2 separate regions of the Homo sapiens genome follow, and region 1 is linked to region 2. Evidence: read pairs that join two places in POLR2A ChIA-PET (ENCODE). Cell type or tissue: MCF 10A. All regions are shown on one strand. Links, peaks and the distances in the headings refer to the core of each region. The heading gives the core; the rest is flanking DNA.

What was found. ChIA-PET counts read pairs that join two places held together with the same protein. Peaks named below come from ENCODE experiments on the same cell type or tissue, not always from the same donor. Only the 100,000 strongest peaks of a DNase experiment are listed, where the experiment ranks them.
Region 1: POLR2A ChIA-PET joins it to region 2 with 9 read pairs; 1 of 35 experiments calls an interaction of 5 or more read pairs at or near these places.

What each region holds. Positions count from the first base shown.
Region 1 is chr2:158,988,562-158,993,941 of GRCh38, reverse strand. The region is part of intron 1 of TANC1 (tetratricopeptide repeat, ankyrin repeat and coiled-coil containing 1); the gene reads right to left. Among named protein-coding and RNA genes, the nearest start is that of TANC1, 23 kb to the right of the region's middle. RefSeq lists an enhancer at 2,097-2,196. In MCF 10A, for the core only: no CTCF peak of the experiment used is centred there; DNase peaks (open chromatin) are centred at 2,931 and 3,361.
Region 2 is chr2:158,890,116-158,895,495 of GRCh38, reverse strand. No RefSeq gene overlaps it. Among named protein-coding and RNA genes, the nearest start is that of TANC1, 76 kb to the left of the region's middle. RefSeq lists an enhancer at 1,886-2,055. In MCF 10A, for the core only: no CTCF peak of the experiment used is centred there; DNase peaks (open chromatin) are centred at 1,235, 2,225 and 2,955.

The DNA.
Region 1 (5,380 bases), core at 309-5,308, 98 kb before region 2:
GTGTCAAATGAACACTGTAGATATTGGCCAAACCTCAGAACATACATTCATACAGAAGGCATTCAAATGCTATTTGTTATGGAATAAAGGCAATTCAGGACAAAAGGTAATGTCTTCTCTTCAGACAAACCAGGAGATGACTTTAGAAATTAACTTTTTAAAAATTTAACAAGAAAATTTAAGGGTTGAAAGTTCGAAGAAGAGAAAGTTCAGGGGAGAGAATTCAGGACAAAAGGTAATGTCTTCTCTTGAGACAAACCAGAAGATGGCTTTAGAAATTAACTTTTAAAAAATTTAACAAAAAAATTTAAGAGTTGAAAGTTCAAGGGAGAGAAAGCCGACCCCCATGTTTTATTTCTTAAGAACAGAGGATTTCCCATTCCCACTGCTTCACTTGACTAGCCTTAAAAAAAATAAAAAATAAAGGCGGGCACGGTATTTCATGCCAGATCACTTGAGCACACAAGTTCAAAACCAGCCTGGGCAACATGGTGAAACCCTGTCTCTACAAAAAATACAAAAATTAGCCAGGTGTGCTGGCATGCATCTATAATCTCAGCAACTCAGGAGGCTGAGGTGGAAGGATCGCTTGAGCCTAGGAGGCTCAAGTAAGCTGATCGTGCCATTGCACTCCTGCCTGACAGAACGAGATCCCACCTCCAAAACAAACAAAACAGAACAAAAAACAAAACAAAACACTGCCAAGTGCTTTGCTGGGGTTAGGAGAACTGAACCAAAGTTTGAGTTCACCCACTTCCACATAGCTGCTGTGTGACCGTTTAATCTGACTCCTTTCCTTGGCTGAAAACTGCTCATATTTACCTACACCTTAAAACGCTGTTATAAAGCCCAGAAGGAACATCTATTCCTTCAGACATACTTGCTAAATATTTTCTCTCTGCCCTGATTCTAATGACAAAGAGGTCATACCAGCCCCAAGAGTCTAGGAAGAGATGAGCATGAAGGCAGTAAACTAACGCGGCTGTGATGGAGAACACACGAGTAAAGGTGCAAGTGAAGCACAGTGAAGTAATCACAATGTTCCACAAAACAGCAGCTATTTAAAAAGCCAAGGAGGAGAACCACACAACACCTGGGGAAATGCATGAAATATATTACACAGTCCGGGAGCGGTGGCTCATGCCTGTAATCCCAGCACTTTGGGAAGCCGAGGCGGGTGGATCACGAGGTCAGGAGATCGAGACCATCCTGGCTAACACGGTGAAACCCTGTCTCTACTAAAAATACAAAAAAAAAAAAAAAAAAAAAAAATTAGCTGGGCATGGTGGTGGGCGCCTGTAGTCCCAGCTACTCAGGAGGCTGAGGCAGGAGAATGGCATGAACCCTGGAGGCAGAACTTGTAGTGAGCCAAGATCGCGCCACTACACTCCAGCCTGGGCGACAGGGCAAGACTCCGTCTCAAAAAAAGAAATATATTACACAGAAAAGCCTATAAGTACATGTATACCTTAGCTACAGCTATACATTTTTAAGGCATAGGCAAAGAACAGAAGGGAAGGAAGGAAGAGAATAAAATCATGGCTGCTGCACTTAAACACTTTCTTTTTTTTTTTTTTGAGACAGGGTATCAGTCTGTAGCCCAGGATGGAGTGCAGTGGTGTGATCACAGCTCACTGCAGCCTCTACCTCCCTGGGCTCAAGCGATCCACCCACCTCAGCCTCCGGAGTAGATGAGATTGCAGGTGCACACCACCATGCCCATCTAATTTTTGTATTTTTTCTAGAGATGAGGTCTCACCTGTGTTGCCCAGGCTGGTCTCAAACTCCTGGGTTCAAGCGATCTGCCTGTCTCAGCCTCCCAAAGTGCTGGGATTACAGACATGAGCCACCACACCCAGCCTAAACGTGTATTACTCTTTTCTCTCGCTTTCCAAACTTTACATAACATCACTTAACATTTATAATTCTTAAAATATTTTAATTGATGTGAGAGCACAGATGGAAGAGTGATTAATTTTGACTGAAATAATGTATGTGAAAGGTGAAAACTCTAAAAACCCCCATGAATGAATGCTGTTATTGTCAGAGCATGAAATAATCTAGCATTATGCATAATACTATGACACTGTAGTAGCACAGGTTATTTTTATGTTCTGCCACTTGGTTTCCAGCTCACCTGAAAATGTATAGTGTTAGTCATTTCTTTACAATATTTTCTTTCTTTCTTTCTTTTTTGAGACAGAGTCTCACTCTGTCGCCCAGGCTGGAGTGCAGTGGTGCGATATCAGCTCACTGCAAGCTCCGCCTCCCAGGTTCACGCCATTCTCCCGCCTCAGCCTCCCAGGACTACAGGCCCCCGCCACCACGCCTGGCTAATTTTTTTGTATTTTTAGTAGAGATGGGGTTTCATCATGTTAGCCAGGATGGTCTCAATCTCCTGACCTCGTGATCCACCCACCTCGGCCTCCCAAAGTGCTGGGATTACAGACGTGAGCCACCCTCCCCAGCCTCTTATATATACTTCTAAAGATACTCTATGCATATATATTTTTTGTTAAATAATATTCTTGGAAAATTTTCCTTAAGAGCACACATAAACCTACCTCATTCTTTTAACATCTGCATTCCACTCTATCGTATGGATGTACCAAAATTTACTTAATCAGACCGTGCACTGTAAAAATGCATGAGTATGTTATTAACACTATTTATATATTATTTTTCCTTGTATTTTTATTTTCTTTCCTAGCAAATTCTACATCTTCCTATCAAAACAGGAAATTTACATGTAAGTATTATTAATCAGTAACAGTGTATTTTAATCCCTAAACTACCTCTGATCTCTAGCCCTGCTGTTTTTTCTACTTTTTTTTTTTTTTTTTTTTTTTTGACACAGGATCTGGCTCTGTCACCCAGGTTGGAGTGCAGTGGCGCAATCTCAGCTCACCACAACCTCCACCTCGCTGGCTCAAGCAATCCTCCCAGGCTCAAGCAATCCTCCCACCTCAGCCTCCTCACTAGCTGGGACTGGAGCCGCCCGCCACCATGCCCATATAATTTTTGTATTTTTTGTAGAGACGAGGGTTTGCCATGTTGCCCAGGCTGTTCTCAAACTCCTGAGCTCAAGCAATCCGCCCACCCTGGCCTCCCAAAGAGCTGGGATTACAGGTGTGAGCCACAGCACTCAGCCCATAACCCTGAATTCTTCAGCAAGGTACACAAGGCCCACCAGCAAGTTCACACTCACCAGGCTCTCTAGGCTCATTTCCTAGGAATTCCTACTTCACACTGTTCCATCCAGCCAACCCCCAACTGCATGTAGTCCTCCTAAATACTCCATCCATTGCTCATGCTGTTGCTTTGGCTACAACCCATCCCACCTTGCTTGCTTAAGTGAATTCTTACTCAATCCCTCAAGACAGGGCTTAGGCATAACCTCCTCCCAGAAGGCTCTCCCAACCCTCCAGGCAGAGGAAATGCTCCTGTGCTCTGCTCCAGCCTCAACCTGGGTCTTGGCACTTAACCTCCTCAGGATGAATTCATGTGTCAGCCTAGCCCATTAGATTTTAAGTTCCTCCAGGATAGAAACCACATCTTATTCATCAAACTGCCTACAGTTTGATACAATTTAGTTCCTGCTGAATCAAACAAGAAGGGAACTTCTGAACATCTATTATGTGCTAGGAGCTACTCTAAAAGTACTGTACAAACATTATTTCTCACCTTGTAAAATGATCCCCATTTTGGCCGGGTGCTGTGGCTCACGCCTGTAATCCCAGCACTTTGGGAGGCTGAGGCGGGCAGATCACGAGGTCAGGCGGGCAGATCACGAGGTCAGGAGTGCAAGACCAGCCTGGCCAACATAGTGAAACCCCATCTCTACTAAAAATACAAAAAATTAGCCAGGCGTGGTGGCAGGGGCCTGTAACCCCAGCTACTCAGGAGGCTGAGGCAGGAGAATCGCTTGAACCCGGGAGGTGGAGGTTGCAGTGAACCGAGATTGTATCACTGCACACCAGCCCCTGTGACAGTGCGAGAATCCGTCTCCAAAAAAAAAAAAAATCCCCATTTTACAGATGAAGAAACTAAGGCCGTGAAGAAATTTATCCAAGGGCATTAGAGGAGGGCTGGAATTTGAAACCAAGTCTACTTTACTCCAGAATCACTGATCTTTCCATTATGCTATTCTGATGCATGTTTTGATGCTGAAAGCTAAGTCAAACATGCAGTCCTAAGGGACTTGACATCTTCATAATTATTATGGATACTCTAAGGGCACGACAGTCTCCCAAAAAGTCAGTCAAAAGCAATCTAAAATGTAGAACCAAACTGGCCGAAAACAAAAAAGATTCTTTTTTTTTTTTTTTTTTTGAGACTGAGTCTTGCTCTGTTGCCTAAGCTGGAATGCAGTGGCACAATCATAGCTCAGTGCAGCCTCGATCTTGCAGGCTCAAGTGATTCTCCCACCTCAGCCTTCCAAGTGGCTGGGACTATAGGCATGAGCCACCACGTTCAGCTGATTTTTTTTTTTAACTTTTAGTAGAGATGAGGTCTCACTACGTTGCCAGGCTGCTCTCAAACTCCTGAGCTCAAGCAATCCTCCCACCTCAGCCTCCCACAGTGCTGGGACTGCAGGCGTGAGCCACTGTGCCTGGCCTGAATTGCTAAACTTAAATGCCTGTTCCCAAATCATGGTGGAGCCAGGTGAGATCCCAAAGTACTGAAATTATAGGCATGAGCGACCTTGCCCAGCACCCCCCAAAAAAGTATTATAAACAAGCAAATTCTGCCAACAGCATCCACAAATCTGCATTTAGCATCCTCAGGGGGTATCTTTGAGGGGCCATTCAAAATGAACTAGACGTGCAGTCTCAGCAGCTGCAATAGTGAGGCTTATTTCCCCCAGTGTGCTCTCCCTGTGAACACTGTCAGTTATGGTCCACATTTCTCTCCCCACCCTGCAACTCCACAGTCCCCATATCACTCATTAAAACTGACCTTTGGACCAGGACCCCTAAAGGATCTACAAAATGACCAATTTTAGTCAGATACAGTCGCCCCAGGAAATGCCTATTAGGAAGCCGATAGTGAGAGTGGGCAAGGAGTGGGTGAGGAGGGCAGCACCGCAGGAGGTGGCAGGGGTCCAGTCGACCTGCCATGAGACCTGGAGGTAGGTACAGAGCCTCACCTGCAAAAACCCCATGAGGTAGGAAGAAAGAATGCCTGCTCTCTCTTAAGGCCTTCAAGAGGGCTGAATTAGACTAGCACTTAGCACAGAGCCTGGCATAGAGTGGGGGCTCAATTGGCTCCTGTTAAGTGACTGAGTAAACCAACCAGTGAGCAAGCCAACTTTCTCCTGTGTCCTCCCCAACACGATGGGGACTAAGGAAAAGAAGCTGGGAGCTGGGAAGCCCTGTCA
Region 2 (5,380 bases), core at 267-5,266:
GGAGAATCATTTGATCCTGGGAGGCGGAGGTTGCAGTGAGCCAAGATCGCGACATTGTACTCCAGCCTGGGCAACAAGAGCAAAATTTGGTCTCCAAAAAAAAAAAAAAAAGAAAAAAAAGAAAGAAAAAAGAAAAAAAAGAAAAGCCTAAAAGGGTAAATTTTATGTGAGATATATTTTTTTACCACAATATTAAAAATATTGATTTGTAACATGGAAACATTGATGTCTACCACAATTTGCATAATGCTATTTTGGCATAGGTTTCTTTCTTCTTTTCTTTTCTTTTTTTTTTTTTTGAGATGGAGTCTTGCTCTGTTGCCCATGCTGGAGTGCAGTGGCACGATCTCAGCTCACTGCAACCTCCACCTCCCGGGTTCAAGCAATTCTCCTGCCTCAGCCTCCCAAGTAGCTGGGACTATAGGGGCATGCCGCCACACTGGGCTAATATTTTGTATTTCGTATTCGTCTCGAACTCTTGACCTCAAGTGATCCACCCGCCTTGGCCTCTGAAAGTGCTGGGATTACAGGCGTGAGCCACCTTGCCCGGCCTGGCATAGTTTCCTTTTGAAAAAAAGTTAGCACTGGAGCTAACCTCCTAAGTACCTTTGTGCAGGTGAGAAAAAGCAACTTTTCCTCAGATACTTTGCTGCCATCTGCAAAAAAACGTATCCTAATGCACGTGCAAATCTACAATGACTTCAGTATGAAGGGAGCCCCCTAGAGTTGTGCAGTATACTACCTGCACAGGTTGTTCAAAGAGTCCCCAACAAAACACAAGTGCCCAGGCCTCTCTATCTCTGCAAATAGTCTGGGGTGACTGGTGGTGGGAAAAAAATAAATATAAAATATGAAAAAATAAAAATATAAAAATATAAAAAATAAAAAATAAATTTTTTTTTAATATGGAAAGTTTGGATTATACTGGTTGTAGCTGTTGAAAATGCTGTTCCATCAACATTAATAAGCCAAAAACAAAGTCTCCCAAGGTGCCCAGCTGACAATTCAGGAGGTGGCTTTGAACAAGAAGTGGTGGGAATGATGTGTCAGGAAAGAAAGAAGCCACTGCCAGGGTCGGCCTTATTCATGGATAAACAGATTTATATTATGCGAACACTGAAGAGGCCCTGTGCACATTTCTATTCTCTAGTTTTGGGGATGCCTAAAATTCCAACGACTTTCTTCATGACTTATAGCTTGTCAGAACTACAAAGAGCCTTTGACGTCACCTGGTTCTAATCTCCAATTTCTCAGATGAGACACTGCAGTCTAGAAATGTTAAATGACTCAGCCACAGGCACACACTAGTTGGTATTTTGCTTTGCTCTCTACCTGAGAATCTGGCAGGGAAGAGGGTCCTCCAAGAGAGGAGAGAATATCAAAATGGGCAGGGACGTGGTTCTAGAGACAGGGGTGCTCCACTTCACAGTCATTATAATTTCCCTTTTCCCATAATCCCTAAGCCATAGGAGGGGTGAATGGGGAGGGAAAGGCAGAGGCTCGATAACATTGATAACCCTGAGAAGCATACTAAAGCTTAAGAAGAATCTATAAGTAGTGTGTATTTGACTTTTCATTCATTTATTCACTAAATACATTGAGCATCAACTTAAGACAAGCATTATGTACTTGAGGGTCTTGTGAACTAGTTGGGGAGAGAGACATGTAAACAGATAAATTATAGTAAGACCTGTAATATGCTGATTTAGATGTATGAACCTAGTGCTGAGGGGACCCTGAGGTGGGAACAACTCTTTTTCCACAGAGGCCTTGGGGAAAGCTTTCCAGAGGAAGCAATATTGGAGTGGGTTTTGAAGGGTGAATAGGAGTTTAGCAGGTGGGAAGGGTGTGAGGGAAGGTTCTAAGAATTCCGGGTGGAAATAATAGCCTGTGCCCTGGGGTAGGGTCTAGAGAGTGTGATCCCTTTAGGAATGGCAGGAGCACCCTGTGTTTTAGTAGCACATGGGAGTTGACCTGGGCCAAGGTACCGAGTTGGCATTTTATCCTGTAGCCAAGCAAGTCAACAAAGGCTGTGAAGCAGAGTGTGACAGGATTCCTTGTGGAAGGAGAGAAGGACTCTGGCTTCCAAGGAGGATGAACAGCAGTGAGAGAGAGCAGAGTTGGGGAGACGGGGCAGGGGCTGTGAACACTCAGGCTGTGCTCCATCAGTGAACGAACTTGCCAGGACAAGCCGGGCAGCGGGGTGGAGAATGGCTCAGCCCCAACCCCCTGCAGCCATCTGTTCCTCCACACGCACACTGTGCCTCCTCCCACTCCTGAGCCGGCAGAACTTCTGCCACTGACATTTGAAACAGTGGGGGAGTTGAAAGAGGGAGGCCTGTGGCGAATGCCCCCCACCCCATCCCTCCTTGGGCTTGCTTGGTCTGAATGTGGGATATGATGTATGTGGTTACACGTGTGGCACCTACCTCTAGCAGTCAGGAGGTGAACCAGGAATGTCACTTTATTCCTTCCAATGGAAACGAACTGCCTCTGATACTGAGCATAGCAGGAGAAACTGAGCATCTGGGTGTAAAGCAGAGAAGACTGCTAGTGGGAGAGAAAAGGGCTTTAGTCTGGTAGTGGCTGGTACCAGGAGAACTACATTAGAGCAAGCCTAAGGTTGTCACCAACTTCTGTAGGAACAGGCAGAGGGTTTGTGGCCAGGTAGTCGGCTCAACTCCAGAGGCTGAGCTGACATATTGGACCCTCAGCCTTTGGGCTAATGTAGCCTTAGTCTGAACCAGCTGAGGACATTTTCTAGCTGAGGGTTTGAGGAGAGTTCCTTGTTTGGTAGCCCCCAGCTCAGCACAATGCCGGGTTCAGTAAATGATTCCTAAATGGAATCAAACTCAAGTGAGGAACCTACTGAGAGTCTTCACTTGTAACTGTACACACCTGTATATAGCCCCATGGCTTGTAGCAACATGTTTTTTAAAAGCTGCACATTGGCCACACACAGTGGCTCAAGCCTGTGATCCCAGCACTTTGGGAGCCTGAGGTGGGTGGATTGCTTAAGCCTAGGAGTTGGAGACCAGCCTGGGCAACATGGTGAAACCCCATCTCTACAAAAAATACAAAAATTAGCCAAGCATGGTAGTGTGTGCCTGTAGTCCCAGCTACTCAGAAGGCTGAGGTGGGAGGGTCACTTGAGCCCAGGAAGTCGAGGCTGCAGTGAGCTGTGATGGTGCCACTGCACTGCAGCCTGGGTGACAGAGCGAGACTCTGTCTCAACAACAACAACAACAACAACAACAAATCTGCACGCTATTATCTGGACAGGTGAATATTGAGAGAAGGAGGCGCAAAAAGCATGTGGGGGGGGCAGGAACCATGAACAGAGGCAGGGAGCAGAGAGAGAATGGTGCTGAGCAGGGGCTTGGAGGCCCCTTGTGTAAATGCAGAAGAGATGTTTAACCTTTAGTTGCCTGACAGAGAAAATGGAATGTTCCAGGGAGCAGTGGTGGTGACAGTGGTAGAGGACACTTGAGGGGCTTGCACACCTAAAGAGAAGTTTCTCAATATTTTAAATAACCACTATGGCCATACTGGTGCATGTGGTTACTGAGGGCAAAAGATGAGGGGGCAGGAAAAGACCTAGGCAAGTGCCACAGCAGGACTTACCAAGACAGCTTCATGGCAGACAGACTGCTGCAGTGTCCAGGGTGGAGAAATTGGGAAATAATAATAATAGTAATACTTTCCAGGTTCTCCACACTTAGGTAAGTCATTTAATCCTCACCACAATTCCATGAAGTAGATACATTAATTTTCCTTATTTTACAGATGAGGAAAATTGAAGAGTGCTCCGGATCATAAAGTAATTGAAGAAAAACAATGGGTAAAACATAAGCCCCCTACTGTCTCGTAGGAATTTAAAAACCATAGCCACCCTGTCACAACCTGCTCTCTACCCAAGGTCTCCCATGACTGCAACGCACACCAAAACCTTGTTTGTAACTGATGGATTTGAAGGTGGGAGATTCAAGTAGAATATGTGAGAAATAGCTTTAACATTTTACAACCAAATCAATAAAAGCTAAAAACACAGTTGCCTCTCCCTGTATTAACCAGTGCTGGGAACAGGCAAAAATATGTGAGTTGCTTGCTCCAGGAAACTAATAGCCCCGGAAGACAGGAGTATGAACCAACCAGCAGCTTGCCCATCGACAGATCCCTCAGGACCCTCGTCTCATGGAGCCACCACGCAAAGCTATTATGTCATAAACTCTACCTCATTCTGACCAGTTCCCCACCTTGCAAGACCTGCCTGAAAATCCTCAACGCTGGTCCTAAAAACCCGAAAACATCTCTCTGTACTTTCCCGTGATGAGACATTATGAAGACTTTGTCAAGGTGATGTTCTCCCTTAGCTTTGTTTGATCAACAGGTTTTTCTGGGTTTCTTTGACGAGTTAAGAGTTGACGTTAAGCATGTATTTGACAAGACAGCCCTGGTAACATCGCGACCTTATCAGGGCAAGATATTAAAGCAGTATTATGGGTGTAAAACACACACGTTTGGATCCTTCCTGCTACAGCGATGTGTGCCCCAAAACCAGGGCAGGAGACTCAGACACTGGGGAGCTGAGGGGCACTGTTTCCCCATGACTGAACATGGTCATCACAATGACTCAGGAACCTTCAAGGGCTCAACCACCCTCACAGCCCCTGGAGTTCCTGCCTTCCACCCAAATTGCCATGAAGTGTGTCATGAGACCCTGCCACCCTGGCCATACAGACTGGACCAGAAATGGAGTTCTAACAAAGGCACCTCTAGATGTTATAAGCGAGGACAGTGGAGGCTTTTGAGATGGCAGGATATGAGACATCAGACCAATAGTCAGGGAATGCTAATTAACTCACCAAATCTTATTCTCTCTGGGGGTGAGAGAGAAGCATAGGAAAAATTACAATGGGAACCAAGAGAAGTAATGAGAGAGGCAGCAGGAGAAATAATTGGAGAGTCGAGAGAGAATCTGAGTCATGAGAACAGAGTCACTAGATGAGGGAACGGCAGATGCTCAGTTCTGATGGGACCACAAAATATTGGAGTCAGAGAGCTACTGATGTATCCTGAACAGCTGCAGGTCCTGTTCCCATTCTCCATGAGGCCTATGGCTTTGCTGATGATTTGTTGTAATCATGATAAGATAATAAGTAACATAAGTTATTTTACAGCAATGTATTATTTATTTATTTATTTATTTTTTTGAGACGTAGTTTTGCTTGTTGCCCAGGTTGCAGTGCAATGGCACGATCTCAGCTCACCACAACCTCCGCCTCCTGGGTTCAAGCGATTCTCCTGCCTCAGCCTCCTGAGTAGCTGGGATTACAGGCCTGCACCACCATGCCCAGCTAATTTTGTATTTTTAGTAGAG